2 separate regions of the Homo sapiens genome follow, and region 2 is linked to region 1. A link is a loop called in an ENCODE intact Hi-C map of the cell type or tissue named here. Cell type or tissue: prostate gland. All regions are shown on one strand. Links, peaks and the distances in the headings refer to the core of each region. The heading gives the core; the rest is flanking DNA. Region 1 overlaps IREB2 (iron responsive element binding protein 2). Region 2 overlaps IREB2 (iron responsive element binding protein 2).

What was found. A loop is a pair of places that touch in the nucleus more often than their neighbours do. Peaks named below come from ENCODE experiments on the same cell type or tissue, not always from the same donor. Only the 100,000 strongest peaks of a DNase experiment are listed, where the experiment ranks them.
Region 2: it touches region 1 in a loop (2.4-fold over the local background); 16 of 110 quality-filtered maps call a loop at or near these places.

Annotation. Positions count from the first base shown.
Region 1 is chr15:78,443,232-78,456,072 of GRCh38, reverse strand. The region is part of intron 2 of IREB2 (iron responsive element binding protein 2); the gene reads right to left. Among named protein-coding and RNA genes, the nearest start is that of IREB2, 11 kb to the right of the region's middle. In prostate gland, for the core only: a CTCF peak has its summit at 3,370; DNase peaks (open chromatin) are centred at 6,622 and 7,478; H3K27ac peaks cover 5,575 bases.
Region 2 is chr15:78,486,221-78,498,262 of GRCh38, reverse strand. IREB2 (iron responsive element binding protein 2) reads right to left here. Exons shown (of 22, transcript NM_004136.4): 14 at 10,446-10,530; 15 at 9,927-10,083; 16 at 9,492-9,616; 17 at 7,737-7,841; 18 at 7,502-7,644; 19 at 4,207-4,354; 20 at 3,999-4,121; 21 at 952-1,137; 22 at 1-230. The coding sequence ends at 120. Among named protein-coding and RNA genes, the nearest start is that of HYKK, 15 kb to the left of the region's middle. In prostate gland, for the core only: no CTCF peak of the experiment used is centred there; no DNase peak of the experiment used is centred there.

The DNA of each region.
Region 1 (12,841 bases), core at 2,543-10,542:
TAGGCTATAAAAGTCTTTTGGCTTCAACCTTCCTCTCTTAGATTACTCGGTGAAAAGCCAGCAGCCTATTATGAGACTATTGAGCAGCACTGAGGAGAGGCCCTTATGGAAAAGAACTGAAGCCTCTCCATCATCAGGGAGCGCCAGCCTGTCAGCCATGTGAGTGAGGCCTTGGGCCAGGACTATCGACTAAGCCACTGCAAATTCCTGACCTACAGAAACTGTGACTGTCATAAATCTTTACTGTTGCTTTTGGTTTGTTATGCAGTAATAGATAACAAATATCTTTTCTTCCTCAACTTTTCCAACAATATCATCTGCAGTTGTTTATTTAGGACTAAGGGGCAGATGCAGAGGTGCTTTATATAAATTATTCCATTTAACCCTTAAATTAAACCTACAGGTAGATATTCCAGTAGAAGAGTTACAACAATAGAGAGTAAATTAGCAGATGTGAAAAATGGACATATGCTCTGGTTTTTTTCTTTTTTTCTTTTTTTTTTCAATAGAGATGGGATTTTCCTATGTTGCCCAGGATGGTCTCCCAACTTCTGGCCTCGAGCAATCCTCCAGCCTTGGCCTTCCAAAGTGCTGGGATTAAAGGCAGGAGACACTATGTCCAGCCTTGGTTTGCTTTTTCAACAATATTAATTCTACGTCCCCACTTTCAAACAGGTATAAAGTTCAGGAAGGCCCATTTATTTCCTTTCTTCCTCCCTACTCTCCCCATCTCACCTCTACATACGCTCTTGTGCTCCAACTATACCATCTTGCAAGCTTCCTAAACTTCAGAACCTCTCTGATCCCCACTCTTACCACATCTGTTCTTCAATACTGTGGGGACTTTCTCCTTACTCGTTGGCACCAGCCTATCCACGCTTTCCTTACTTAGGCAGTTAGGGTCAATGTGGTTCAATCTCTCACTTCCCCAAACCCTACATTTATTTCCTCTTTGTTCTTTTACCCCATTTGCCCAAGAAAACACCAATCCTGTTCTTTTTTCACCCCGTCCCCGCAGCTGGTCCACTCCACATCACCTCCCTGCTTAAGAACTATTCTCTCTTTTTTAAAACTAACTTTACTGGCTGGGCACAGTGGCTCATGCCTGTAATCCCAGCACTTTGAGAGGCCAAGGTAAGAGGATCACTTGACCCTAGGAATTCGGACAACCTGGGCAACATAACAAGATCATCTCTACAAGAAAATAAAAAATTCATCAGGCACAGTGGTGTGCACCTGTGATCCTAACTACTAACGAGGCTGAAGCGGGAGGCTCCCTTGAGCCCAGGAGGTCAAGGCTGCAGTGAGCCGTGATCATGCCACTGCACTCCAGCCTGGGCGACAGAGTAAGACCCTGTCTCTAAATAAATAATAAAACAAGTCCTAAGTTTATTAAGGCATATTGTATATATCTTATAATTCATCCTTTCCAAGTGTATGATTTAGCGATTTTTGTAACGTAAGTTTACCAAGTTGTACAATCAACATCATAAATCAGTTTTAGAACATTTTCATCATCCCAACAGATCTCTCATGCCTATTTACTGTTAATCCCTCTCCCCCTCCTCTCTAACCCAAGAAACCACCAATCTACTCTATGCCTTTCCTGGGCATTTCATATGAATGAAATCATAAAATAAAGTTTCTTATGCCTGTATTTTTTTCACTAAGCCTGCTTTTTACAGTTCATCCACATTGTAGCAAGTATCTGTAGTCAATTTCTTTTTACTGCCAAATAGTATTCCATTGTATACCAAAGTTTTGCCTATTCATTCACCCACTGCAGGACATTTAAGTTGGTTTCAATTTTCGGCTATGAATAATGCTGCTAAGATCATTTGAAAATCTTTGTGTAATAAATGTTTTCATTTTTCTTGGATAGATACTTAGGAATGATATTGCTGGGCTACGTGGTAAATTTATGTTTAACTTTTTAACAAACTGCCAAATTGTTTCCCAAAGTGGCTGCACTATTTTACATTCCCACTAGCAGTGTATGAGGTTTCCCATTTCTCCATATCCTCCCCAACATTTGTCACTGTCTGTCTTTTATACAGTACCCATTCTAACAGGTATGAATGGTAATTTGTTGTGGTTTTAAGTTTTATGTTGAGGAGGAAGAATGAGGAAAAAATTCCTAAAACATCAACGCAGAGAAACTGGCACTAATGTAAACACATGATTATAACCTCAATCAGGTCCTCACTATTCGAAATCCTAATGTTTCTCTGATCTGCTTATTTTCCCACACTCCACATCAATTAATTCTTATCTTCATCCACTCTCCTTAAAATTTAATCTCTATTTATCTTCTAGAGGACCTAGCCCCGTTTCCTACCTCACTGATAAATAGAAACTAACAGTTCCTACCTCTCAACTTCCTCCTACTATACCCACAAGCCTTGCTGCCTCTGGATTCACCCTTTCACCAGTTAAGGGAGCTGCGGACTTCCTCCTACTAAATGATAACTTCTCTATAGGAGTTTTGCATCCTATTTCCATTAACCATTTTAGGACTCAAGAGTCATCAATCATTTCCTCTCTCCTTTTTTTGCAAACTGGTTTGCAATTCAACTGGTTTCTTCCCATCAACATTTAAACAGCTCCTAGCCCCAGTTGACAACAAAAGTACTGCTTCCTTCAAATTCTCTAAAAGTGCCCACTTTTCTACCTTCCACTCACCTTAGCCCTAATCAATATTATTTCTGTCCTTAAACACGAATGAAGCAGGTCTAGCTAGAATCCCAACAGCCTTGTAGCAATATTCAAAAGAGCTAATAATTACCTCCTTTTTGAAACACTCTTTCTACTGGATTCCACAGCACCATCCTCCAGTTTTCCTTCTAACATATTGTTGGAAGACAATTTTCCATGTCTCCCATCTCACATTTCTTCAAGACTTGTGAACAGAGGTAATGACTACCTTTGTTCCAGACTATTTTTTCAGATATGTCTATATAGTGAATAGTTTTCAAATACACGATAGCGTCTTGCTCTGGAGCAAAGAGCAGGCATGCTTACTACCCATTATAAAAGACTTGGGTTTCCTAAGCCACAGTTCCTTTTCTGTAAGTAACACAACACCTGTGTGTGCAGGTGTTACCTGGCCTTCTTCAACATTACCCTATAGAAACTAGAGCTTGGGAAACCAACATAAATACTGTTAATAAGGATAATGCTTTGCTGTGAGTAATAAACTGTCCATTGTCTCTGATCCAGGAGTTGGGTGCCTCCTGCCAACATACATGAAACTACGTCAGGCTAATTTGTTAACTTCCAAGGAAGGTAAAATTTTAGATCCTTTATAGTTCTTTTTCATTTTTTTAAAATTGAAATGGGGGTCTCACTATGTTGCCCAGGCTGGTCTCGAACTCCTGGGCTCAAGAGATCCTCCCGCCTCAGCCTCCCAAAGTGCTGAGATTACAGGTGTGGGTCACCATGCCAAGCCTCCTTTATAGTTCTTAACACTTCTAGGTAGGCCTATCTTCCTTGTTAACCTCTACTCCTTTATCTGATATCTAAATGTAGGAGTTCCTCAGAGTTCATATTGAGACTCACTTTTTTTCTTACTCTATACTGCTTCCTCCAGGGAGTACAACTGCTCCTATGGCTTCAATTATCACTACATCTACACTAATAATTCCAAAATATTTTCTGTAGTCCAAGTCTGTCTTCTAAGCTCCAAAACCACATGCCCGATTCAGGAGGTGAACATGTTTACTTTAATACTGGTATGTTCCCAACTTCACTAGTACCTAAACTTGAACTCAGTGATTTCCCCTCTGCCCCTTCCCCTTATCATCACCTCATCTTCCATTCCCTAGCACAGTAAATAGCACCACCATCCTTCCAGATGTTTATGCCAAAACATCGAGGCATTTTCCTCAATGCCTCTCTCCTACATCTTTTTGTCTTCTATCAATATCACCATTAAATCTAGTCCCAACCACCAGTACATCATCTCTCACTTAGGTTCCCTAGGTGGTCCCCCAACCCTATACTGTGATTTTCGAAATGTGGTCCTAAACTGCTGATGCCTTAGCAGGACTCAAAGCAGTGGCACCAAATTGTACTACAGGTTGAGTATCCCTAATCCAAAAATCCAAAATCCACCAGGTGTGGTGGCTCACTCCTGTAATCCTAGCACTTTGGGAGGTTGAGGCGAGTGGATCACCTAAGGTCAGGAGTTTGAGACCAGCCTGACCAACATGGTGAAACCCTGTTGGACGCAGTGGCTCACACCTGTAGTTCCAGCTACTAGGAAGGCTGAGGCAGGAGAATCGCTTGAACTAGAGGCAGAGGTTGCAGTGAGCCAAGATTGTGCCATTGCACTCCAGCCTGGGAGACTAGAGTGAAACTCCATCTTAAAAAAAGAAAAAAGAAAAAAATCCAGAGTGCTCCAATGAGCATTTCCTTTGAGCGTCAGTGCTCAAAAAGTTTCAGATTTCAGATTTTCAGATTAGGGATACTCAACCTGTAGTACTCGTATTGTTTACTGTCACACAAAATACCAGTTTCACTTAAAAATGTCCCTAAGAAGCAGAAAAACTGTTAATTTTATTAAATCTCAACTGCTGAGGTCAAGTCTTAATATTCTGTGTGACAAAAATGAAATATATTTATACAATATTTCTACTCGAAAACAAAGTACATCAGTTGCTTGCAGAAAAACTCTTGTATGATTGAGCTGCAAGCTAAAATTAAGCTTTTTTTTTTTTTAAAGAACAGTTTTTCACTTGAAGGAACTGACAAACTATGGTTATTCAAATGTGTACATTTGGCAAAAAGTTTCTCAAAAGTGAATGAAGGCTGAGCACGGTGGCTCACACCTGTAATCCCAGCACTTTGGGAGGCCGAGGTGGGTGGATCATCTGAGGTCAGGAGTTCGAGACCAGCCTGGCCAACATGGTGAAATCCCATCACTACTAAAAATACAAAAAATTAGCCAGGTGTGGTGGTGGGCGCCTGTAATCCCAGCTACTCGGGAGGTTGAGGCAGGAGAATCGCTTGAACCTAAGAGATGGAGGTTGCAGTGAGCCGAGATTGAGCCACTGCACTCCAGCCTGGGCAACAGAGCAAGATTTGAATGAAATAAGCTTCTACAGTCTGCTCATTACATTATTGGTCTTTGAGAAATAAGAGTTCATCAAGTTATGCAGAACTTCCAAAGGTGGACACCATTACATTGTATATTAAAATACACACACACACACACACACACACACACACACACACACACACACACACAAATTTGTTAATATCACCACAGCCCTCTCAACTTAGGAGCTGGAGTTCCTACATAGCTGTACACTCTGAAGGCATCCTGCCTGTGCCAGTACCTGGACTGAGGCACCCCCGTAAAGAAGGCCTGCTGCTCTGACAGCACGTGGACTACATCTGTAAGCTGCCTCGAGGGTCATATATTGAGCTGTCACTCCTTCTACAAGCCCCGACATGGCCCATGAGCTCTGAAGGGCTCTTGCCCCCTACCAGCATCTGTTTTCCCAACGCATGCCCACACCACTAGTTCCTGATCATCAGATCCCTGCCTGCACTCCAGAGGGTGGCCTACTGCCTACCCAGCAACTCCAGACCAGCTCCAACCTGGCCAAAACCAATATACTTCTCTGTTATCTGTGGGCCAACCCACACCTATTCCAGTGAGTTCTGAACCTCTTCCAAGTTTGTCCTTCCTTGGGTATTCTCCCTTAGCCCTACAGTATTATATACAATTATCCTGTATTACAATTACTCTTACCATAGTTAATAATTATGTATATTAAGCTTCCTCTGTTTAACCTATTATGTGGTTTCTATCTCCTGACTGGACCCAAATTGCTACAACATAGTACTGTACTTCACATATACTTTCCATGTATGTCCCCATTACTAAACCGTGTCTTTTCTTTAGCACAGATGCTATCTTAGCCATCTTTCATTTGCTAGAAATATACAAGTACTCAATAAATATTAGCTCAATAAATTAAATCATATTGTTTAGAGACTCATGCAACAAGTAAAAAAAATGCACTGGATTACGTCTGCCTCTTCTAATCAGGAATTTCTAGAATTCTATGAATCCATAAAGCTAACCCTTTAAGGACAGGTAATTAAAAACGCCATGGAGGAACTGGGATGATGGTAATTTAAACTGGTTTAGTATAGTAATTCGTGTCATCACACTTCTAAAATAAGCTGATAACAATAAATATCCTTTTGATCAGTTACTTAGTGGAAGATCCAATAGGTGGTTCGGCTCTGAAAAAAAAATGCTGAGGTCTGCTATTTGTATACGGGAAGCATCCGATGAAAGGCAAACCAAGGCTCCCAAGACTGCAGATTCTACTATTCAAGGCTAAATAGCTGCTGCAAAGATTAGAAAACACAGTGTATCTCTCAGTACAGAGGTCACAAACTCTGTTTCATGTCTGCTGGCTTGCAGACATGTTTTGCTTGTTCTGCAGAGTTTTAACATTTTAAATTTAACTGCCAACATTTAAAAAACTACAGGTCTTTCAATCAGAAAACTTTACAATACCAACCTTGTACTTCTGCTGGAACTTAGTAAGCACCTACCTCTCTATATAGGACATGTGCCTTCCTGTTTGCCACACAATTCCCAGCAGAACATTTCACTTGTTTACGTTGCCTCTCTGATCCCTATAAACATGAGCTTGCAACCCCTGCTGTAACAGGTTTTTACAAGCATAGGTTTTGGAATCAAGATTTTTGTTCATGCTTCTGTTCCACCACTTAGTAGGTAACGGTAATTAGTTGTGGGACCTTGGCCAAGTGTATAACAGAGCTTATAGAACTGGATACGGTAAATACATACTCAACAAATACTTAAAAAAATTTTTTTTATTACTGACATTACTAAACCGGGAAACAGAATGGTATTGGAAAGAAAAGGCGTTGGTCTTGAAATCAGAAGATATGAGTTTAAGACTAAGTTTCCTCACCTAGAAGATATGTTGTGACCTTAGGCAAATTACTCAGATTTTTAACCTTATCTGTATTATCTGTACACAACAGATTTAAAACTATCTTCCGTGCTTATCATGAAGCAGCACACTGAAGTAAAAGGGTTTTGATATTTGCAGAAATGGAAAATTCCAAGTTCAAGCAGTAGTGAAGAAATTACCCATAGGGAATATTAGTACTCTAGTAAGCAGGCTTTAGATAACTACATGTAACAGAGAAACCCATCAGCCTGAAGGAAGGGGGAAAGACTCTGAAGCCACAGGTTCTCTAGGCCTGCCAAAAGCCCTCAAAGAGATTCCATCTTTGGAGTCCAGACTGGGAAAGGGGGCTAGGACACCAGAGCAGAAACCAGCCAGCATAGCTACAGGGTAAAGCTAACCCTGCTGAAGGCTAGGGGCCTGGAGAAAAGATAAGGAAGCTGTTCTAGAAGGCCCTGTAATCCCATCAGGCCTGGCAACAGGACTAACCCATGCCTATGTCTGACTAGAGTCAAGTAAGTGTTTCTGTCTCTAACCAGAACCAGGCGGGATAGGGCTGATTTCCAATAAACAAAGTCTGACCTCCACAGAACAAGACCTTATTTCTTCAAATAAATAAATAAATTCTGACCTTTTTTTTCTCTCTTTTAAAATATATTGCCATTGGGCCCGGCGTGATGGCTCACGGCTGTAATCCCAGCACTTTGGGAAGCTGAGGCAGGGAGATCACATGAGGCCAGGAGCTCGAGACCAGCCTGGCCAACATGGTGAAACCGCATCTCTACTAAAAATATAGAAATCAGCCGGGCGTGGTGGCGTGCACCTGTAATCCCAGCTACTTGGGTGGCTGAGGCACGAGAATCACTTCAACTTAGGAGACAGAGGTCACAGTGAGCTGAGATCATGCCACTGCACTCCAGCTGGGATGACAGAGCAAGACTCTGTCTCAAATAAATAAATATATACATACATACATACATACATTGCCATTGAGAGAGTCTGAGGAAGCAGAAAACAAAACAGATTCCTGCATAAGATTTTGTTTTTTCACCTGTACTGGCACGTCCTCAGAATGCCTATACCACAGCCCTCTTTCTAAAAAGTTCCTTCTATACCAATTGCTGGTGGGCTCTGTGTAGCCTTGCCATCCTGGCATGAATAGCTGGGACCTGGAGCCAGCCTTCCAACAGACAACCAATTTACAGTCTGGCCAGTGGCACAGGGAGTTCGCCAAGCACAAATGTCATGTCCAATAGGCTGCCTCAGCCTCGTTCTGTGATACCTTGAACTTGACTTAGGGAGAAGGCAGAAAACAGATGGAAACAAAAAAGAACCAAGAGAAAAAGAAAAGCAGAATAATGGGCCGGGCATGGTGGCTCACGCCTGTAATCCTAGCACACTGGGAGGCCAAGGCAGGAAGACTGCTTGAGGTCAGGAGTTCAGGAGACTCCCGTCTCTATAAAAGATAAAAAAAAAATCAGAGCGGGAGTGGTGGCTCACGCCTGTACTCCCAGCACTTTGGGAGGCCGAGGCAGGTGGATCATCTGAGGTCAGGAGTTTGAGACCAGCCTAGCCAACATGGTGAAATGCCATCTCTACTAAAAATACAAAAATCAGCCAGGTATGGTGGCACGCACCTGTAATCCCAGCTACTCAGGAGGCTGAGGCAGGAGAATTGCTTGAACCTGGTAGGCGGAGGTTGCAGTGAGCCGAGACGGTGCCACTGCATTCCAGCCTGGGTGACAGAGCAAGAGTCCGTCTCAAAAAAAAAAAAAAAATTAGCCAGGTGTAGTGGTGTCTTCTTGTAGTGGGAGGCTGAGATGGGAGGATTGCCTGAGTCCAGGAGGTTGAAGATGCAGTGAACTATGACTGCATCACTGTACCCCAGCTTGAGTAACAAAGAGAGATCCTGTCTCAAAAAAAAAAAAAAAGAAAGAAAGAAAAGAAAAAGAAAGGAAAGCAGAAATAGGGAAAATCAGCTAAGCCAGAATCATGGGTTCTATGCATGCCTACTGAAGGGAACAAAGAGTCTGATCTGACCACGCACTCAGATCCCCTCAATTTCCTTATTTCCTTCAAATCTTCACAATAAACCCCCCAATTTAATGTAGAAGAAAGTTTTTTTTCTTCTCTTCATTCACTGACAGAAATTGAGCCAACAAGAAAAATAATATCTACTATTGATGAAGGTGCAGAAACACATATTCTTCTCATTCACTGGTAAGCATGTAAACTGGCATTCTTTGCTAACACTATACAACAGATGTCCTTCATGGTGCCTGTCCAAACTGCTACAGTTCTCGGTGGCCTGTGGCCTCCTTGGCTACAGCAGCGACGCAAAAGCCAATCCCCTGGTAGGCTGATGACCAAAAGTCTTGTGAGAAAGGAGACACTGGGGCAATTAGATTCACCTCTCAGAAATGTGTAATCAGGACACAGAGAGACTGAACTGGAAAGGTGTTAAGAGCTAAGCTAGGGACTGAGGTTGCCATTTGAGGCCATGTACAAAGTGAGCAGGCAGAGGAGGCTTGTCTATAGTGAAGTGGAGGAAGCAGAAGAGTGGAACAGGGCAGAAATCTGAAGCTCCTAAGAGAAAATAATAAACAACTTCCTTAATTCTGGGCCACCACCATTTTCTTGAGAGACAGCCACATTTCATTGGCCTGGGGAGCGCTGTATCATTACAATAAATCCTTCTTCACTCGAGCTAGTGTCTGTTCCTTGGAACCAAAAGGGCCTAATCTAGAATAGAAATTGGCAATAAAAACAAAGTTGAAATGTGGAGGGTTGGTGAGCACATGGCTATACATGGACTAGTAGGATGATGTTAGGTAAAGGTAATCCTTGGAAAGTTATGTACTATGTGTACAAATTACAAGCAAACTGTTACATTGCTTACCCAACCCAGTCTTTTCAAGAGTCCACATAAAAGACAAGATGAACAGATTTGTGTCTCTACCAGCAAGATCACCAGACCGGCAATAGACTCCTGACAAGTGCAGTCAAAATAGGTTAAAACAACAGGTGAGCTGGATACAATGGATCACACCTGTAACCCCAGCACTTTGGGAGGCTGAGGCAGAAGGATCACTTGAAGCCAGGATTCAAGACCAGCCTAGGCAATGTAGGGAGACCCTGTCTCTACAAAACATTTAAAATTTAGCCAGGCATGATGGCATGTGCTTGTAGTCCCAACTACTTGGGAGACTGAGGAAAGAGGATCACTTGAGCCCGGGAGGTCCAGGCTGCAGTGAGCCATGATCGAACCACTACACTCCAGCCTGGGCAACAGAGCAAGACCCTGAGGGAAAAAACAAAACAAACAAAACAAAACAAGTAAAAGAGTCACCTAGAGGTACACTCTTAACCGGTTAGTAATCCAGTCATAACATACAAGAATGGTCAGCAGTGGCCATATTGGGCATTATACAAAAATGAGTAAGTGAAGTAGGCTGTAGAGATGGAAGACTGGATATTCAAAAAGAAACAGAAAATAAGGAAACCAGGCAGCCTTTAAGTGACAAACAGAACACTGCCTCTGGCTTAGAAATTCTGGTTCCCTGAAACTTGACTATGCTTTCTTCCTTTGTCTTTGGATGTCTGGAAACTGCAACCTATTTTTTACTTGAGTGAGTTTTTGTTCTTTTTAGTCCAAGGTAAAGACTGGAACCAGACCGGGTGCAGTGGTTCATGCCTGTAATCTCAACACTTTGGGAGGCCAAGGCAGGTGGATCACCTGAGGCCAGGAGTTCCGAGACCAGCCTGGCCAGCATGGCGAAACCCTGTCTCTACTAAAAATACAAAAATCAGCAGGGTGTGAAGGCATGGGCCTGTAATCCCAGCTACTCCAGAGGCTGAGGCAGAAGAATCACTTGAACCCAGGAGTTGGAGGACGCAATGAACTGAGACTGTGCCACTGCACTCCAGCCTGGGCAACACAGCAAGACTCTGTCTCAAAAAAAAAAAAAAAAAAATAAAGACTGGAACCAACAGTAAATAGTGAAAGTATAAAAATAAAAGCGTGTGATGGGGTGGAGGAAATAACATACTTTCAATCCAACAATTCTATATAATGATAAGTTTGCACAAAAATGTAAGTATTAGCACATACAAAGTTTATTTATAAATAGAGAAAAGTTACTATCAGCCTCAATATTCAAAGGTCTGTTAACTAAACCACAATGCATTCATACAGGCAATATTGTGCAGCTATTAGAAGCCACAGAGAAGTACAGGTATCCCTTTCTACCTGAACTCAAGCTCCCTGACTCAGAAACCAAGTAGATTCAGATAGCAAGGGATACCTGTATTCAATGACATGGAAAGATGTTCATGATATATTAAGTGAAAAAAAGGGTTACAAAACAACATATACTTTATTTTTATTAAAAGTAGCATATTTACATATATTTTTGTATACACATAAAAATGAGACTTTCTGTACCATCTGCAATGTTCTTGTCTTTTTGTGATTCTTCTAAATGATAAAAACTCTCCTAAAAAATTAAATACAGGATTTTCTTCCAAAGGCTGCAAGGTAGGATTTGGACACTAAGTCCCGGCTCTACTGGAGGACTAAGCAGTACTGTGGTTAAAAAGGCAAGCAGACAGGAAGGACAAAAGAAAGGGTGAATAAGATGACCTGAGATAAAGGGTGCCTGGGGGCTTTACACCACCAGAGGCCCTGTTGCCCAGTAACAGGTACTCTCTCAAAACTACCTTTCACTCCAGCCAGGCCAGTCTCTCCACCATCTTCCCCTTCATTCAACATAGTCATTCATGTTTCCATTATGCTGTTCATTCTAATTCTCTGATGTTAACTGTCCTCCATCATACATGGAGACACCACTGATTTCTCCACTCCTTAAAAATAGCAATAGTTTCAAATTCAGAGATCTACTTAAGAGAGTCACCCAAATCAGCTACTTGAGAGGGTGAGGTGGGAGGATCTCCTGAGCTCAGGAGTTCAAGGCTCCAGTGAGCTATCATCATGTCAGAGCACTCCAGCCAGGTTGACAGTAAAACTCCATCTTTATAATTTTTTTTTTTAAAGAGTTACTCAAAATCTACATTTTGAGACTACCTAGATTTTGACATGTTTCTAGTCAGCACATTGGGAGTGCCAGACAGCCAGCTCCAGAATATTAAAGAGATTCCCCACAACTGGCTGCGTGCAGTGGTTCACGCCTATAATCCCAGCACTTTGGGAGGCCAAGGCAGGAGGACTGCTTGAGGTCAGGAGTTTGAGACCAGCCTTGTTAATATGGCGAAACTCCATCTCTACTAAAAATAAAAAATCAGCCGGATGTGGTGGCACACACCTGTAGTCCCAGCTACTTGGGAGGCTGAGGCACGAGAATCGTTTGAACCCTGGAGATGGAGGTGGCAATGAACCAAGATCATGCCACTGCACTCCAGCCTAGGTAACAGAGCGAGCCTCTGTCTCAAAAAAACAAAACAAAATAAAACAAAAAACAAAAAAAACCCCACAAAAAATAAAAAAACAAAGGAGATTCCCCACAAGCAAAATCATACAAGATCAAAATGTAATCAATGTCTAAGATGTGCCCACTTCCATAGAGATACCCTGAGTATAAATTTGGGAAGCAAAAGGATAAAATGGCAGTAAAAAAGCAGAAATCAAATAATCTGTGTTGAACTCTATCTAAAGTCAGAATAAGAGAAGGCATCAGGTTGGTAACGCAGATAGATTAGGCTGGTTCACTCACCACCCACTCCCAACCACTTCTCCCTTTCCTTTCTCTATTGTAAAAGATGTAAAGGTAAAATACAGTACCCCATCTTATCTATGGTTTGGCTTTCTGTGGTTTCAGTTACCTGCAGAACAGCACAATAAGATACTTTGAAAGAGAAAGACC
Region 2 (12,042 bases), core at 190-8,189, 45 kb before region 1:
CATGGATGAGATAAGTGAGTATACTGGGACTATCTGCTGCTCCATGGTAAGGATTCCTGGGTCCAGCACAAAAGGCTTTGCAGTTACCAGTTATGAAAGGTATCTATGGTAAGTAGATACTATGAGAATTTTCGTGCCACAAAGTTTAATAATCCTCCATGTTTGTATAATGTTATTTCCACATCATCTTCAAACGAAGCAATCACGCTGAATACTTTTCCAGTGCTTGTCTTGAAAGGAGCAAAAACATCTCATGTGAGCAAGTAAATCTTCCAGGTGCTACTTGATGGTTAAGACCATTTGTCTTCATATTTAATGACTATACTTGCCACAGATTCTGTCTGATTTATCTTGGTTCTAATTTCTTATATTCTGATTGCCTGAAACTTTGCTGCTGCTTGAAAAACACCTGAGATACCTGACCATGGGCTTCATAGTTAAGTAGAAAAATAGCTGCATTTAGATTTTGACTTATTAATTGGGGAAGTTATACTCACTACTCACATTCATTTTACACCAAATATTGATTGCATGTAATCAGTAACTCCTACTCTTTCCCCTTTTTTCTTAGTTGTAAAGTCTGTTTTGCTCTAACTTTGAACGCTCAACTTTGCTCTCTTTGGAGTGGTATGTATGCCTCGGTTAAAATTAGATCAGGACAGCAAAAAAATGACCACCATGAAAAGAAAGCTGACACTTGTTAAGTGGAAGTCAAGATTCCCCTTCATGTGTTCTTTTTTTCTGGTATAAGCACCCAGTTCTTTCCACTTTTCCTCAGAGAACATGAACTATTAACATAGCTAGATCTAAGTATGGAAGAGAGAGTCATCTTAAATGGCAACTTAACATTCATTAAGTGACATTAGTATATAATTTACAGCAATTGATTCTTATTCAATAATTCATAAACATTTGAGTGCATAATCATATATTTGAAAAATTTAGAGATACCTGTATATTCAATGTAATTCCAGGAGACAGTTCTTCAGGAAATGTTAAAGAAAATGTTTCTCTACCGGAGAGGCCCAAGGAATCTGCATTTTCTCCTGGAAGGAACTGAAGTGGAGCTATGCCAATTCCAATCAAATGATCTTTGTGTATTTTTTCATAACTTTCGGCCAAAACAGCTTTCACACCCTGTAATAAATGTGCATTTTATTCCCTCTAATCACTTCTGAAAGTTATTTATTGAGCATTTAAAGGGGGCAAAAATCTACTTTGGCCTTTCTCTAAATACTTTTAGTCTAATATCTCATACTGAATCAATATTTTATCAAAGTATTTACAGAACCTTCTTACAGATTATTTTTCTGAATTTTTATGGAGCTCTCTAAATTATTCGGATCCCTTTCTGCTGCTCTAGGGTTAAGTACTGCCGCTGCCTACCACATCATAAGAGCTCTATAAATGGGCCGGCTCCCTTGACCCCAAAGTAGGGCTCAGAAGGATTTCTATTTAAACATGCCAGATCTAACATATGTTTTCAACACTCTTGAAATGCCACTAAAATAAAGGAATAAAGAAGGTATATAGGGCCAGGCGCAGTGGCTTATATGCTTATAATCCCAGTACTTTGGAGGCTGAGGCAGAAGGATTATTTGAGGCCGGGAGTTTGAGACCAGCCTGGGCAATATAGTGAGACCCTGTCTCTACAAAACATAAAAATAAAAAATACAATAAAAAGTAACAAGAATAGGCTGGATGCAGTGGCTCACACCTGTAATGCCAGCACTATGGGAGGCCGAGGTGGGCAGATCACTTGAAGCCAGGAGTTTGAGACCAGCCTGGCCAACATGGTGAAACTCCATCTCTATCTAAAAACAGAAAAATTAGCTGGACATGGTGGTGCACACCTGTAATCTCAGCTACTATGGAGGCTGAGGCAGGAGAGTCACTTGAGGTTGTAAGTGGAGGTTGCAGGGAGCTGAGATCATGCCACTGCATTCCAGCCTGGACGACAGAGTGAGACCCTGTCTCCAAAAAATACAAATAAGTAACAACAATAATGAAGAGGGTATAAGCCCACAGCAACAAAGGGAATAGGATGAGAGAATTCTATGAATATTTAGAAAACAGAGATAGGTAAGTGATTTAGAAGACAATGCTGAAACCGCAGAATGATAAAATGAAATTAGAGAGTGATACCAGTAAGGTCTGAGTTAATGTGCAACACAAGACCCAGGAAAAGGATTGAGATTCAGAGGCATGAGGTTCTCAGAATACTCGTGGACACAGGTTACAAGGCCATACAAAGCAGTAAGATCCAGCTCAATCCCCACTCCACAAGAGTAGAGGTTTATTCTCTGGAAAAAATGAGCCAAAGGCTCTAGACTTGTGTTTTTCAACTTTTTTCTCCACTGTCTACCTAAGGAGTCTTTTAAGACTTTTTTCCCCCAAATTGTGTCTTCCTGTTCACCTCCCTTCTCTCCAAAATTTTAGTACCACAAAGATGCTGTGTATCTTTTAATGTACTCTTATCTGTACTTTATGTGCAAAAAGTAGAATTTTTTTTACCACCTGAGGACCAATTTTTGTTCTTTTTTACTCATTTTTTACAAATTTTTACTCATTTTTTGTTATAGCAGAAATAAGGAAGAGAATACATTCTCTAAACTGACAAACACTGGGCACAGGGGCTTGAGAATACCAGATTGAAAACAGGGGACTAAGTAGATGTCTACATACTGAACGAGTCTCTTTCCTTCAAGAAACTGAATGGCCTCAGAGAAAATACAGATAATGACATATAGAATCGCTTAATGAAAAAGGTAGCTTATCACCCAGTCACCTATAGTAAGGCCCAGTAACTGACACAACCCAGCCCCCATCCATGGCTTGTAATCAGTTTTTTAATGTCTAACAAATGGAGGGCCAAGCATCACCTGCCATATAAGGAAAGCTTCCAACATCAAAAACAAACACTAAAACAATTTCCAGGATAAAAATAACCTATACCTATCATTAATACTCATAATAATACTTATAATTAGTATCTTAGAAGGATGAGATTTTGTTTTATTCCCACAGCCCCTCAGAGTATTTACATTTTAAAGGAGATATTAAAGATTAAAATAAGAATGAGGCCTGCATGGTATCTGTGTTTCAGCCAGCCTTTTTACAGCTACAATTGTAAAGAGAAGCATCTGTGAGTATGAAATGGCAAAAAGCACATGTCACATGACTATTCCCCCCCAGCAGATGGCCTATTTGCTCTGCAACAAGGAAACAGTCTCAGGAGAAATGTCCTCCTGGCAGACAGCCAGGCACCACAATCTCCTATTTAGGGGGAAAAAAGGTGCAACTTGGCCTACTACTTCTGAGTCTTTTACCCACTGATGGGGCAAATCGGAGAAAATTAAATCAAAAGGAGGCAAGTAAAATTAACAGTGGGGGCCGGGCACATGGCTCAAGCCTGTAATCCCAGCACCCTGGGAGGCCACAGCGGGAGGATCACTTGAGCCCAGGAGTTCAAGATCAGCCTGAGCAAAATAGAGAGATCCGATCTCTACAAACAATACAAAAATTGGCCAGGTGTGGTAACTCATGGCGTAGTCCCAGCTACTTGGGAGGCTGAGGCAGGAGAACTGATTGCACCTGGGAGGTCATGGCTGCAGCAAGCAGTGATTGCGCCACTGCACTCCAGTCTGGGTGACAAGGACATGGTCTCAAAACTAAAAAACCAAAAAAAATGATCAATAGGTATAAATAATTATAAAACAATAGTTTAAAACAGAATTTCCTTTCCCTCTATTATACTGACTTCTTCACATAAGACTGATGTAGGTTTTACCAAACTCAGAGTATTAAAATGATACTAACTAGATGAGTACAAAATATTACCAAAGATCACTGAAATAAACAAACAAACAAAACCCTCTATACCTATAAGGTTCAAATAACTATAAAAAATCCAGATAAACTTTGACAGGATGTTACTGACAAAAGGGAACAGTTAAAACTCTTTGAAGCTTAAGATGATAAATTTTAAGATTCAATACCAGTAAATACGGTCCTTTGGCAGCCCAGTCTCTGGAGTTTCCTGAACCATATTTCTTTCCTGCTAAAATAATCAGTGGGATACCTTCTTTCTGGTACAGCTCTGCAGCCTCAAATACATCTAGCTGTAGATTAAAACAAACACAAAATTTTTTAATACAAATTTTGATCCAGTTATAAATTGTCTAAATACTTTGTTTGCATTCTCACCGTCTGTCCTGATGGAAAATGAATTGTTTTAGGAGCTGGTTTTCCAATAAACTTATTAAAAAGCTTGATATTTGCAAAAGTGCCTCTTGTCATTACAGCATCATTACCTCTTCGAGCTCCGTAAGAGTTGAATTCACGAGGGGTAAGGCTACAAGAAAGTAATGAAAGTCAGTTTTCATTACATGTGGAAAATAATCACATACTATTGAGCTGTAAGACCTATTGAAAAATTTTTTTATCACAGAAAATTTCAAACACAAAAGAAAACAAAACCATGAATGTCCATGCGCCTATCACCAAGCTATAACTTAACAGATGCTCCGTTTCTTCTACAGTCAACCCCATTAGATTATTTTGAAGCAAAACTGAGATAATTTTAACAGCATACTTTTCAGTACATTTCACTAAAAGATGTAGACTCTTAAAAAAAAATCTTTACACCAAAAAAAAAAAATCACAATAATTTCTTAACATCAGATAGTCAATATTGTCACTGATTATTTCCAAACTAAGTTGGTTTGTTCAAATCAGGATCCAAATGCAGTTCATAAATGTGTTCAGTTGATCTCAAGTGTTTTAATCTACAGTTGACCTTTAAACATGAATTTGAGTTGTGTGGGTCCACTTATACATCGATTTTTTTTCAACCAAACACTGACAGAAAATATATTATTCACAGGATGCAGAAAACTGCAAATACGACTTTTCATATATGTGGCTTCTGCAAGGCTGACTGTAGGAATTCAGTATGTGTGGATTTGGGTATACATGGGTGGTCCTGGAACCAGTCCCACATCTATACTGAAGAATGACAGTATATGTTCCCTCTCCTTCCTCCTGCTTGTGCTCTATCTGATGCAATAAAGTTACTTGTATAGTTTTCTGTACCCACATTGTGTTGACTGCATCTCCATGAATCATTTAACATGTTCTTCTGCCTTCTGTTCTTGTAAATCACATGTCAGATCCAGTGGTTTGATAAGATTTGGGTTTTTAATTTTTGGCAACAATGCTTCATAGGTCATATGTACTTCTATTAGGAGGCACAAGATAGCCAACTGTCTTTTCCTGGAATGTTACCAGTGATTGCTCATTGTGGTCTAGATTGCTTATTAGAGACCGTAAAATAGTGATACTATAATTCACCCATTCCTTCTTCATTTTTTAGGTACAAAAGTTCTATAAAGAAAAACTTTCCAGCAGGTATGTTGGCTCTTGCCTGCAATACCAGCACTCTGGGAGGCCAAAGTGGGAGGAATGCTCGAGCCCATGTGTTGGAGACCAGCCTGTGCAACAAAGGGAGATCTCATCTCTACAAAAAATTAAAAATTATCCAGGCATGACGGTGCGAGCCTGTAGTCCCAAGCTACTCAGGAGGGTGAGACAGGAGGAGTGCTTGAGCCCACGAGTTCCAAGCAGCAGAGGGCCAAGTGCCACTGCCTTTCAGCCCAGGCAAGAGTGAGACCCTGTCTCTAAAAACAAACAAACAAACAAATGACAAACTTTCCTTCATCAATGATTTGGTTATGCTGAAATACATTCCATACATGAAAGGCTGGTTAAAGAATTGATTATTTACCAGTTTTCAAGCTAATGAGCTGGTCCTGACCCTGAGACCTTTAGACAGAAGCCTGATGGTCTGTGACCATCAGGTAATCTTTGTAATTTTATTTTTGGTAATCTTGGTAATTTTTGGTAAAATTGTGTACATTTTCCAGTCCCAGATCTGGAATCAATAATTTCTCCATGAAGCACTGGTTCACTATAGTGGGAAACAGTATTTAGAAATCATAATCTGGGTGCGGGGGGTATTGCTACTGGATTAGTGACCATATATAACTTTTTAGGGAAAAATAACTGAACATAAGTATCTCAACAATCAACAACTGACTTTTATCAGCCTCTGATTTGGTCTTTTATGCAGAGGCAACAATATTCTAAATTTGTGCATTTAAATTTTTACTTCAGGATGGGAGTGGTAGGAGGTTTGAGTGTCTTTATTTTTAGAAAATTCTAATTGATGAGCACTACTGGATTAAATGTGCTAAGAAATACATATCAGGAGGCATAATAATTACAAAAATTGTACATTTGAGAGAAGTGTTGACTGTTTTTCTTTTTTGGAGGTATGTCACAATTATGATGAAGATGGAAATCACAACCAAAAAAATATTTACAGGAAAGGAAACTTATTTCTCACCACTTTATAATAAAAGCTGTGCAATATTATCACATGTCAACACAAGCTACATTGACATTTTGGCTGGGCACGGTTGCTCATGCCTGTAATCCCAGCAATTTGGGGGGCCGAGGTGGGCGGATCACTTGGTCAGGAGTTTGATACCAGCCTGACCAACATGGTGAAACCCTGTCTCTACTAAAAATATAAAAACTTGCTGGGCATGGTGGCGCGTGCCTGTAATCCCAGCTAGTTGGGAGGCTGAGGTAGGAGAATTGCTTGAACCCGGGATGCAGAGGTGGCAGTGAGCTGAGATCACACCACTGCACTCCAGCCTGGGTGACAGAGTGAGTCTGTCTCAAAAATAAATACATAAATAAATACATACATAAATAAATAAATTTCAATGAAAAAGCTTGTCATTTTAATTACTCAAGCATCAAACAAGCATCCAATAAGCTAATCAGGTAGCAGTACTACAAATCCTGCTTTTAACAAAACTTTGTCTCTATTGTCAAAACAGTCCTTTGATAACAGGGCAACTCTACATGATTAATCATGTAGAAATGAAATCTTACCAGTTTTAAATTTATATCTCCAATATAAATGGCCTTTACGTTTATTGTTCCTATAAAATTTTAGGCTCATGAAGCAGAAATTCATTGTCTTTTGATTTGTACATATCATTCCCAGCCTCACACACGTACATGTTATAGCCCATAAAATACACATTTAAATTCCTTACTCCAATAATGGGAAGCTGGTTTTAACCAAATGAGCAGGCTTCATTTGGTAGGTAAAACCAAGCTGACTTTTCAATAAAGTAGCACTGAAAAAGAAAAATCTTATTTCCAATCAGCTGTTTATTTAGACTATAAGGGCTCAATTTAAAATTGCAATTTCATTTTCTAAAGTCACAAGCAAAGACAAGTACAGAAGGTACCCCCCGCCTCCCCACCCCGCCACTCTCCATTCTTGCTTAAGACAAACACATTGGCAGTCAGATTACCTACGATAGCATGTATTTACTGGAAAAAAGGAACAAGACCAATAGAAGCCTCTTAATCAGTAAGAAACAAGAAAAAACAAAAACACTCTAAAGCCATGTACACATACCCTCTGTTTGTCAAATACTTAGCGGCAGCACTATTCCTAGCGATACTTCCTGCAGGTGATATATGATCTGTTGTGACAGAGTCTCCCAAATATAATAAGACATGGGCATTTTCAATAGCCTGGAGTGCAATTGGCTCTTTGGTCTAGAAGGTAAAAGTTCAAGGCATTTAACTCTTTACAAGACTTCTTAGTTTATAACAATCTTTAAAAGATCAAATAGTAAAACAGTACTTACAAGTTTATCAAAAAATGAAGGGCATCTGATATAAGTAGACTTTAAGTCCCATGGAAACAAAACTGAATCCGGTGCTTCTAAGGAATTCCACCGTTTATTCCCCATCTGTGAATACAGTTTTCGTTGATGAACCAAAGCAAAGATAAAAGGACTCAGAAAAAGAGGCGCATGAAAATGATCAAGGGAATAAAATAGTACTTAGGTCACAACAACAACAACAAAAATAGGCCTTATCCATTTGGAAAGAAAATTAAGAGTGTATTCTTTTCTTTTTTTTAAAAAATTTTAAATTTTTATTTTTGCCCAGGCTGGTCTTAAACTCCTGAGCTCAAGCGATACGTGGGCCTTGGCCTCCCTGAGGGTTGGGATTATAGGCATTAGCCACCATGCCCAGCCAAAACAGTGTGTTCTAAAAAATCATGATGTTTTTGGACAGAATGATTAAAAATTTGCTCCTCAAATTCTAGCATACCAGATGTTCAGGAACACTCCAAGGGGCAAGTTTCAATATAAACAGAACATAAAGACTTCACAGAGTCCAAAAAAGTTAAAGAATTTAGAAAGATTTCTATATGTTGCTACAGAGAGATTAAGCATGTATGAGGTATGCTGTTAATGTCTAAGAATGTTATAATGGAGAAAAACCTCTGCTTTTTCAATGTATTTGTTCCACATCAACGCCTTCAAACTACAGCCAAAAATCTCACCATTTCTTAGGCCAGGCACAGTGGCTCACGCCTGTAAACCCAACACTTTGGGAGGCTGAGGTGGGCGGATCACTTGAGTCCAGGAGTTTGAGACCAGCCTGAGCATTTTTTATTTTTTATTTTACAAAAAATAAAAAATTAGCTGGGCCTGATGGTGAGCGCCTGTGGCCCCAGCTACTCAGGAGGCTGAGGAGCAGGATTGCTTGAGTCCAGGAGGTTAAGGCTGCAGTGAGCTGCTTCAGGCCACTGCACTCCAGCCTGGGTGACAGAGTGGGGTGCCATCTCCCAAAAAACACCAAAAAATAAATAATAAAAAATAATAAATATTGCATAATTTAGCTAATTATTCTCTTTACAGCTTATTTGCCTCTCCCCAGGAGAATTTTGTGTTTTGTTCAATGATGTATTCTGAACACCTAATCAATTCTTTCTTTTCCCCCCTCAACTGTTATTTTAACTTCTGGGGTACATATGCGGGATGTGCAGGTTTGTTACATAGGTAAATGTGTGCCATGGTGGTTTGCTGCACAGATCATCCAATCAACACTAATGAATTCTGATCCTCTAAGACATTTTCTTTCTTTTTTTTTTTTTTTTGAGACAGAGTTGCACTCTTGTTGCCCAGGCTGGAGTGCAGTGGCGCGATCTCGGATCACCGCAACCTCCGCCTCCCAGGTTCAAGTGATTCTCCTGCCTCAGCCTCCTGAGTAGCTGGGATTACAGGCATGCGCCACCAAGCCTGGCTAATTGTTTTGTATTTTTAGTAGAGATGCGGTTTCTCCATGTTGGTCAGGCTGGTCTTGAGCTCCGGACCTCACGTGATCAACCTGCTTCAGCCTCCCAAAGTGTCGGGATTACAGGCGTGAGCCACTGTGCCCAGCCGCCATTTTCTTTTTAACTACAGATTCCAGATACAAACTTACTATTACACATTAAAAACTGTATTCAAAATAATGTAATTTTAATTTTTATTCTATTCAGAAGATATATGAAATAAAAGAACACTGCAAATTGATTAAACTATTTAAGAAACACATAAGACTCTTACTTCTATTTTATCTTTTAATGCTTTAAACATGGATAGTATAACATGTTCTTCCTCTACTCGATGAACTTCTTCTCGACTAGGCCAAATATCATGCAGGTAAATGTTCTTGCCGGTGGGGTCAGTACCTGGTTAAAATTTTTGAACATGATACTCAGTAAAAAAATAACTCTGAAAATGTTCATACCTTTTCAAAGACATATCATGGAAATCAAGTAAATGATTCAACAGGGTGCTTCAGGCTTAAGCGGCTGGAAGAACTAATTACCTGTACATTTTATTTTCTTCACATAAACACAGAAATTAATAACTATACATTATCATACGTCTTCCTGAAATAATTCAAAGAATAGATGGTCTAAGAAACATTTCAAAAATATAACGACTTCCATTGGGAAAAGTATGTGTAGGTATACATATACATAAAGGAAAAGATACCTAAAGGTTCTGTCTGGAAATCTATATTCACTGTGCCTGCTATGGCATAAGCTACCACTAAGGGTGGAGAGGCAAGATAATTGGCACGAACACAATCACAAAGACGACCTTCAAAATTTTTGTTTCCAGATAAAATTCCACAGGTAACCAAATCACCCTGAAAAAAACACAAACACACAAACAAATAAATTCAATTCTAGAGATGGTACAAATCTGGATAATCATATATAAGCAATCTTAAAGTCTGAGGGCGAGATTAACCAAAAAACATATTACTAATTTTTAAATATAGAACTATGCATCTTGCAAATAAACTAAATCAATTCCTTGTATTATGAAGGAATTATTTCAAGGATCTACAAATGATTCATTGAATCATTTAAAGATTCACAGGTTACTATTGCCAAGAGGTGCAGAGTTTACAGAAATATAAACACATCAATATATATTTTCTATAATTTAGTAACAAAACATAGTTAAGAAAATCATTTAGATGTCTTGCCAATCCACACATTTTACCTGTTTTACTGCATTTAAAACTGCGTCTGATAAGGGTGCTGTATTTCCCACACAAATTGAACATCCATAGCCAACGATTTCAAATCTGCATTTCAAAAAAAAAGTGACTGAATAGCACATCACAACATTTATAGAGAAAGGACAAGTCTTATCTTGTATTTCTATCACTGTAATAAGATTACTTAAAAGACTATTCATGACACATGGATTAACCTTCATCAATATATTCACCTCAGAAGATTCTGAGCAATCAAGTCTAACTCTCAGGCATGCTATTTGAACCAGCTCACTGCAGCCTTAACCTCCTGGGCTCAAGCAATCCTGCTCCTTGGCCTCCTAAGTAGCTGGGGCCACAGGCGCTCGCCACCAGGCCCAGCTAATTTTTTTATTTTTTGTAAAATAAAAAATAAAAATGCTCAGGCTGGTCTCAAAGGTGAATGCAAACCTTTGAAGAGCCTTAATAGCACTTATCACTGTACAAGAGAATTCCCCCAAATACTACTTGCTAGGAATATAACATGACCTTTTAAAATAATTGATACTGTACTTCCATCCAAGAGTTTAAAATGTAAAGAGGACCTGGCTATAATAACCTGACCAAAGGTCCCAAAAGAGGCATTGATTGTAATTGGGCACTCTGATAGGAGTAATCTCTCAATTATCAACCAGTTAAACCCAAGAAGAGTCTCTGACAATAAATCCAAGATAATATAACCAAAAGATTACAGGCACAGTCCTCTAAATTACTTTCAGATGCTATTCTAAAAGCAAAAAAGTCTAAAATTTATCAGTTTTGCAATGGAATTGATGACTCATATGTTCCAAAATACACACCGAAAATATAACTAGGCTGGGTGTGGTGGCTCAGGCCTGTAATCCCAACACTTTCGGGGGCCAAGACGAGCCGATCACTTAAGGGAACAAGTTTGAGACGAGCCTGGCCAACACAGTGAAACTCTGTCTCTGCTAAAAACATAAAAATTAGCTGGGTGTGGTGGTGCACACCTGCGGTCCCAGCCACTCAGGAGGCTGAGGTAGGAAGACTGATTGAGCCTAGGAGGTCGAGGCTGCAATGAGCTGTGATTGCACCACTGCACTCCAGTGTGGGCAATAGAGCAAGACACTGTCTCAAAACCAAAAAATCCCCACACAACTAGCATCAATTGTTTTGGATTACATAAAAAACATAGGTTACTTTTTTTTTTTTCTTTTTGAGATGGAGTCTCGCTCTGTCGCCCAGGCTGGAGTGCAGCGGCACGATCTGGGTTCACTGCAACCTCCGCTTCCCAGGTTAAAGCAATTCTTCTGCCTCAGCCTCCTGAGTAGCTGGGACTATGGGTGTGCGTCACCACGCCTGGCTAATTTTGGTATTTTTTGTGGAGACGGGGTTTCACCATATTGGCCAGGCTGGTCTCAAACTCCTGGCCTCATGATTTGCCTGCCTCGGCCTCCCCAAGTGCTGGGATTACAGGCGTGAGCCACCGCGCCCAGCCCAAAAAACATAAGTTACTTTCTCCAAAGTTCAGGGACAATTTAAACTTATGTATTATAGACCCAATAACCTCATAAAACTAAAATTAAGACAATTTTCAGTTAA